Linked DNA regions of Homo sapiens: region 2 is linked to region 1. A link is a loop called in an ENCODE intact Hi-C map of the cell type or tissue named here. Cell type or tissue: heart left ventricle. All regions are shown on one strand. Links, peaks and the distances in the headings refer to the core of each region. The heading gives the core; the rest is flanking DNA.

What was found. Hi-C counts contacts between places; a loop is a spot of excess contacts. Peaks named below come from ENCODE experiments on the same cell type or tissue, not always from the same donor. Only the 100,000 strongest peaks of a DNase experiment are listed, where the experiment ranks them.
Region 2: a loop joins it to region 1, with 4 times the contacts of the local background. A loop is called at or near these places in 10 of 110 quality-filtered maps.

What each region holds. Positions count from the first base shown.
Region 1 is chr4:42,864,658-42,867,458 of GRCh38, reverse strand. No RefSeq gene overlaps it. Among named protein-coding and RNA genes, the nearest start is that of GRXCR1, 27 kb to the left of the region's middle. In heart left ventricle, for the core only: a CTCF peak has its summit at 1,667 (motif pointing right); no DNase peak of the experiment used is centred there.
Region 2 is chr4:42,370,190-42,372,990 of GRCh38, reverse strand. All of the region lies in intron 1 of LOC105374428 (a long non-coding RNA gene), which reads left to right. Among named protein-coding and RNA genes, the nearest start is that of SHISA3, 26 kb to the left of the region's middle. In heart left ventricle, for the core only: a CTCF peak has its summit at 1,353 (motif pointing left); no DNase peak of the experiment used is centred there.

The sequences.
Region 1 (2,801 bases), core at 217-2,716:
TTCTGAAAAGAACTGCATAGACGCTATATTCCATCTACACATTAATAACACTTTTTTCACAGTTTCTTCTCTGTAATTCTAAAGCCCGATAAGCTCTGAAAACTGAAAACTTTTATCTAAGTTTGGTGCTAAACCTCACATCACTGCGTCTCCTCAGCTGAACTGATGGGGGCAATTTATTCTATTTATCCCACCTACTTGTAAATATTTGCTACAACAAATTCAATGTGTTTGGTTACAGGGTGCTCCCATATTCCACTGAGCGTTACATTATATTAGGTATTGTATTAGTCCATTCTCACGCTGCTAATAAAGATACCCAATATTAGGTATTGTATTAGTCCATTCTCACGCTGCTAATAAAGATACCCAAGAATGGGTAACTTATAAAGGAAAGAGGTTTAATTGACACATAGTTCAGCATGGCTGGAGAGGCCTTAGGAAACTTACAATCATGGTGGAAGGGGAAGCAAACACGTCCTTCTTCACATGATGACAGGAAGCAGTGCCAAGCAAAAGGGGAAAAGTCCCTTATAAAACCATCAGACCTCATGAGAACTCACTATCACAAGAACAGCATGAAGGTAACCACCCCCATGACTCAATTTCTAGCAAAGAGATTCTGTAAAGGAATCTTGGAACTATATAACCTACCTTCACACAAAGCACAATCTAACACTCTAAGTTTACCATGAAGAAGAAATAAATGAATACTAATTTATAAGAAGCCATATATTTTTGGCTGAATTATGACCCCCCCTCCCCCGACTAAAAAATGCATAAGTGGAAGCTGTAACCCTAAGCGTCCAGACTGTGGCCACATTTGATGATAAGGTCTTTAAAGAGGTATATTAAAATAGGGTATTTAAGGTGGGTCCTAACCCAGTATGATGGGTGTCCTTACAAAAACCGGGATTACGACAGAGACAGAGAGACACTAGACATGTGCGTGCACAGAGACAACCATGTGAACACACAATGAGAGGGTGGCCATCTATAAGCCAAGGAGAGAAGCCTTAGAAGAAATCAACCCTGTAGGCACCTTGATTTTGGACGTCCAGCTTCAAAAACTGTGAGAAATAGAATTTTCTGTTTCAGCCATCGGTCTGTAGTATTTTGTTATGGCAGCCCTAGCAAATTAATATACCTTATATATTTCATTATGTAAGCAGTTAGACTTGCCTTACACTGGAAAATGTATTATAGTGGCCTGATGCCTGCACCAGTACAAAGAACCACTCATTACTGGGTATGACAGGCAAACTCTCATGGTTTGCAAACTGGCACCCATGCAAATTAACAGGTGTGTCATGTCAACTGCTCAATTGCATGACCAACATTGCAGTCTGCAATCAGTGACATGATTTTCTGAAATGATGAATAACTTTTGGTAAATTGCTGAACAAAACAAAATGCTATACTCTTCTTTTAATTTACATGTTGTAAACACTTTGTATGTATATGTCAGATGGAATTCATTTCTAGGCTAACATGAGAATTGTACAGGTTACAGCATATCTATTTACTCTCCAGGGCTCTTCCACACATGACAGGACATCTAAAATGCCTGGATCCTACTTTACTACATAATAGTGGTAACACACCCCTCCCACAATCACCTACCCAATCTTTTCACAACCAGAAAACATGCTGACAATTTCCAGAATAACCTCCAGGGGGCAGTGCTTTCCTTACTGAGAACGGTTGAACTAATTTATCTTCTATTTCTCCCAGACCTCTCCAGCCTTAGCAGAATTTGGAAAAGGGGTTAAGTTGGGCCTAAACCCTAACCCAGGCCATTTGGGGTACTTTAAGATTCTCAAATACCTCCCTTCCCATTACGTCTCATCCAAACGGAAATTCTGATCTCATGTCTGTTAACAGCATCCCTCCAGGGACCTGCGTACCCCTCCTGCCTCTCCTCCAAGACGCTGGTTCTGTTCATCTTTGCAACTGTTAATTCAACTCATTATATGGAGCTCATGTCATGCTAAATAGGAGAGATTCAAAACTCTATAAGCTCCTGCCCTCTAGAAACTTCTAGTATAATTTGACAGACAGCATAATAGAGATCAATGAAGTAAAGAAGAATACGGAAATTAGGTAGATATGATGCCTAACAGACATAGAAGGTCAGGGAGAGCATCTGCCAAAAAATTAATCACATTTACTGCTGTTGTAATTCCCCTGAATGTTGAAGAAAACCCTTTATTGAGGAAAAAATAAATCTAAATAGATATGTCACTTGCACACTTAAAGAAAAATGATTTACTCCTTTTCTTAGTTCCATCATCAATGGAAAGAAAACTGGATAGTAGTCCCATCACACAAAAACATGTTTTTTCAACATCTATAAATACGGATTTATTGCATACCTGTAAATAACCATAACATATTATAAGTCATTTTTATTTTTTTCCCAAGTTAGGCAATAGATTAGAAAACAACTCAAGTATTTCCTTCTCAAGAGTTAATATTCCACATATGCCGCTGGGATTTCTCATTTTCTATATAAGGAGGATATACAGCTATAACTTAGCATATGTGTATTCAAAAGCATCATTTGTCCAAATAGATGTTTTTACAGATTTTATTAATTATCTATTCCATTTACAAATAAAAAGTAGGTGGGAGGGCAAATTAAAAGCTCAGTAGTAGCAACTTACTGTTCAATAAATAGGAGTTTTTAAAATAGAAATGTTCCTACTAATTTTTTGTTGTTATTTTACAAAGAATACCATAGCTGGAACATCTGACTGAGAAGTTGCTTCTCATACTGGAAAGATATGAAAGTATATTCC
Region 2 (2,801 bases), core at 28-2,527, 490 kb after region 1:
CTTGCTCCATTGTGGCAGGGCCAGCCAATTCAAAAGCACCTACTTTCTTAGCTTTGGCCAGTTGCATTTATCTGCAGATTGTATCTGCATCTGAGATAGAGACTTCATGATGAGACTAAATAGATTAGATAGATACATAGGTACATAGATAACATAGATAGGGCCACGCGTGGTGGCTCACGCCTGTAATCCCAGCACTTTGGGAGGCTGAGGCGGGTGGATCACGAGGTCAGGAAATAGAGACCATCTTGGCTAACACGGTGAAACCCCTTCTTTACTAAAAAATACAAAAAATTAGCCAGGCATGGTGGTGCGTGCCGGTTGTCCCAGCTACTCAGGAGGCTGAGGCAGGAGAACTGCTTGAACCCAACAGGTGGAAGTTGCAGTGAGCTGAGATCGCGCCATTGCACTCCAGACTGGGCGATAGAGTGAGACTCCATCTCAAAAAACAAAAAAAAAAAAGATGATAGATAGATAGATAGATGATAGATAGATAGATAGATAGATAGATAGATAGATAGATAGATAGATTAGATAGATAAAGTGGCAGCAGGCACTCTTCTCAAATGGTTAAGTAAATGATTAATACTGTAAGGTTGCTCATGCCACGGCTGTTGCCCTGTCTATCCTGTGTGTGACTCTCCATGCTATAGGAGCTGCCAAGCTGTGGCCTTTTCACCACACTGTTGTCTTAAAACACATCCATCCACTTCTCAGACCTGCAGGTTAAATAAAGGGCATAGAAAATTATGAAAGTCATAATTACTTCTACAGAAAAGGTAATGAGGGTCACAGTGGGAGCTCTATTTACATGTGGCCCTCCAGGGAATATTTTACACATGGTATGTGAAGACCATATTGGTTTGTCTAGCACACTGAGTGTTTAGGTTGGTCCTTGTCACCTCCAGTCTACACTGGAACTGCAAAATGCAACATTTGCTCTCTAAAGCATCATGCCCGTGCTCTGATGTATGCAAAACATCCTTGTTTTTACTGCCATTGAAGGAGTTTAATCTCTCAGGGAGAATGGATTGTGCAACTCGACTTCTTAGTATTCACAAATATTTTAATAATAATAACCTGTGGGTATTTTCTTTATCTGATCTACAAATCAATCTCATTTTCTTTTCAAGCTCTGACCTAAGGAAAGGGCCTTAGATAATTTAGCTATTTATAAGAAAAAAAAAACATATGAACATGCTTTAATAATTCAGCTATAAAATTTAAAGTAGTAAAATATATTCTTGAGGATTCCATTTCTACCCCTAACCAGCACTTGAAATTGGAACTGAATGTCATATTAACATTGTTTCTATATAAGCTCTTATGGGAAACAGCATGGTGCCATCTGTTGGTGAATTCTTGGGTACTGCTAGGCTCTTTGGTATTTCAGATGCTGAGATTGTCTTCATTCATTCAATTATATTAAGCACTTTTTATGTGCCATGAGCTACACTAAGTACTGTTAAGATTAATAAGATATGATGATTCATCAAAATGTAATACAAGAAGTCTGGCATTTATGTTCTATTCCAAAGTTCAGGAATTTCACACACTTGCCCTGCAACACAGATAATGTCACAGTTCTATGTTTTAGGGAACTGTGTGCAATCCATTGTGGTAGTAATGTTAGTAACCCTAAAAACAGATTTTTGTAATCCTAGACCACTTTGTTCACAATGATTTTGTGGGCCAAACCAAATACGGGTACTCCTTTAAAATTCTTAGCATTTCTTATTTCTGATAAAATAAAATAGAAGATGCCTGTGAGCTAATAGATATTTGCAAGATGATTTACTTAGGTCAAAATCTTAATAGAGAATAAAAAGTAGCTACTTTAAAATATATGTTTCCCTTAAACAAACAATATTTCCCTTGAACCCCTATTCCTTGGCACCTCCATTATTCTGCTCCTCTGGAGGGCCAAATTTCTATAACTGATGCTCTAATCCCTACCTAAATTCCCTTTTTAGTCAACTCTGATGAGTTTTTCATGCCATTCCTATTCCCACCCCGCCCTCCCACATACATACACACTGAAACCAACAAGGACACCAACAACTTCCACATTGCTAAATCCAACGGTCAGTTTCCAGTCCACATTGTACATCACCTTACAGCAGTCTCTGAACTGCTGGCTCCCTCTTTTTTCACTTGGTTTCCAGAACACAACATCCTCCCCGGTGTTTTCCCTCTGAGGCTGCTTCCTTTAGAGTCCTTTTTACACCTAGGTCCCCCTCTTCACAAGTGCTACATCATGGAATGCCCCATCCGTTGAATCCTCAAAAAGTTTCTTTTTTTACTATACTCACTTTTTGTCTAAAGCCAGGCGCTACCCAGTAGAAATGCAACGTGAGCCACATATGTAATTTTTAGTTTTCTACTAGCCACATTTAAAAAAAAAAGAACAAGTGAGATTAATTTAATTAGTGTATTATTATTATTTGAGATATGGTTTTGCTCCCATTGCTCAGGTTTTACTCCCATAGCTCAGGGTGGAGTGCAATGGCATTGTATCCGGAATTTGTGGGTTCTTGGTCTCGCTGACTTCAAGAATGAAGCCTCGGACCTTCACGGTGAGTGTTACAGCTCTTAAAGGCGACGCATCTGGAGTTATTTGTTCCTTCCAGTGGGTTCGTGGTCTCGCTAGCCGCAGGAGTGAAGCTGCAGACTTTCTTGGTGAGTGTTACAACTCCTAAACGCAGCGCAGACCCAAAAAGTGAGCAGCAGCAAGACTTAGTGCAAAGACCAAAAGAACAAAGCTTCCACAGTGGGGAACGGCAACCCAGCAGGTTGCCACT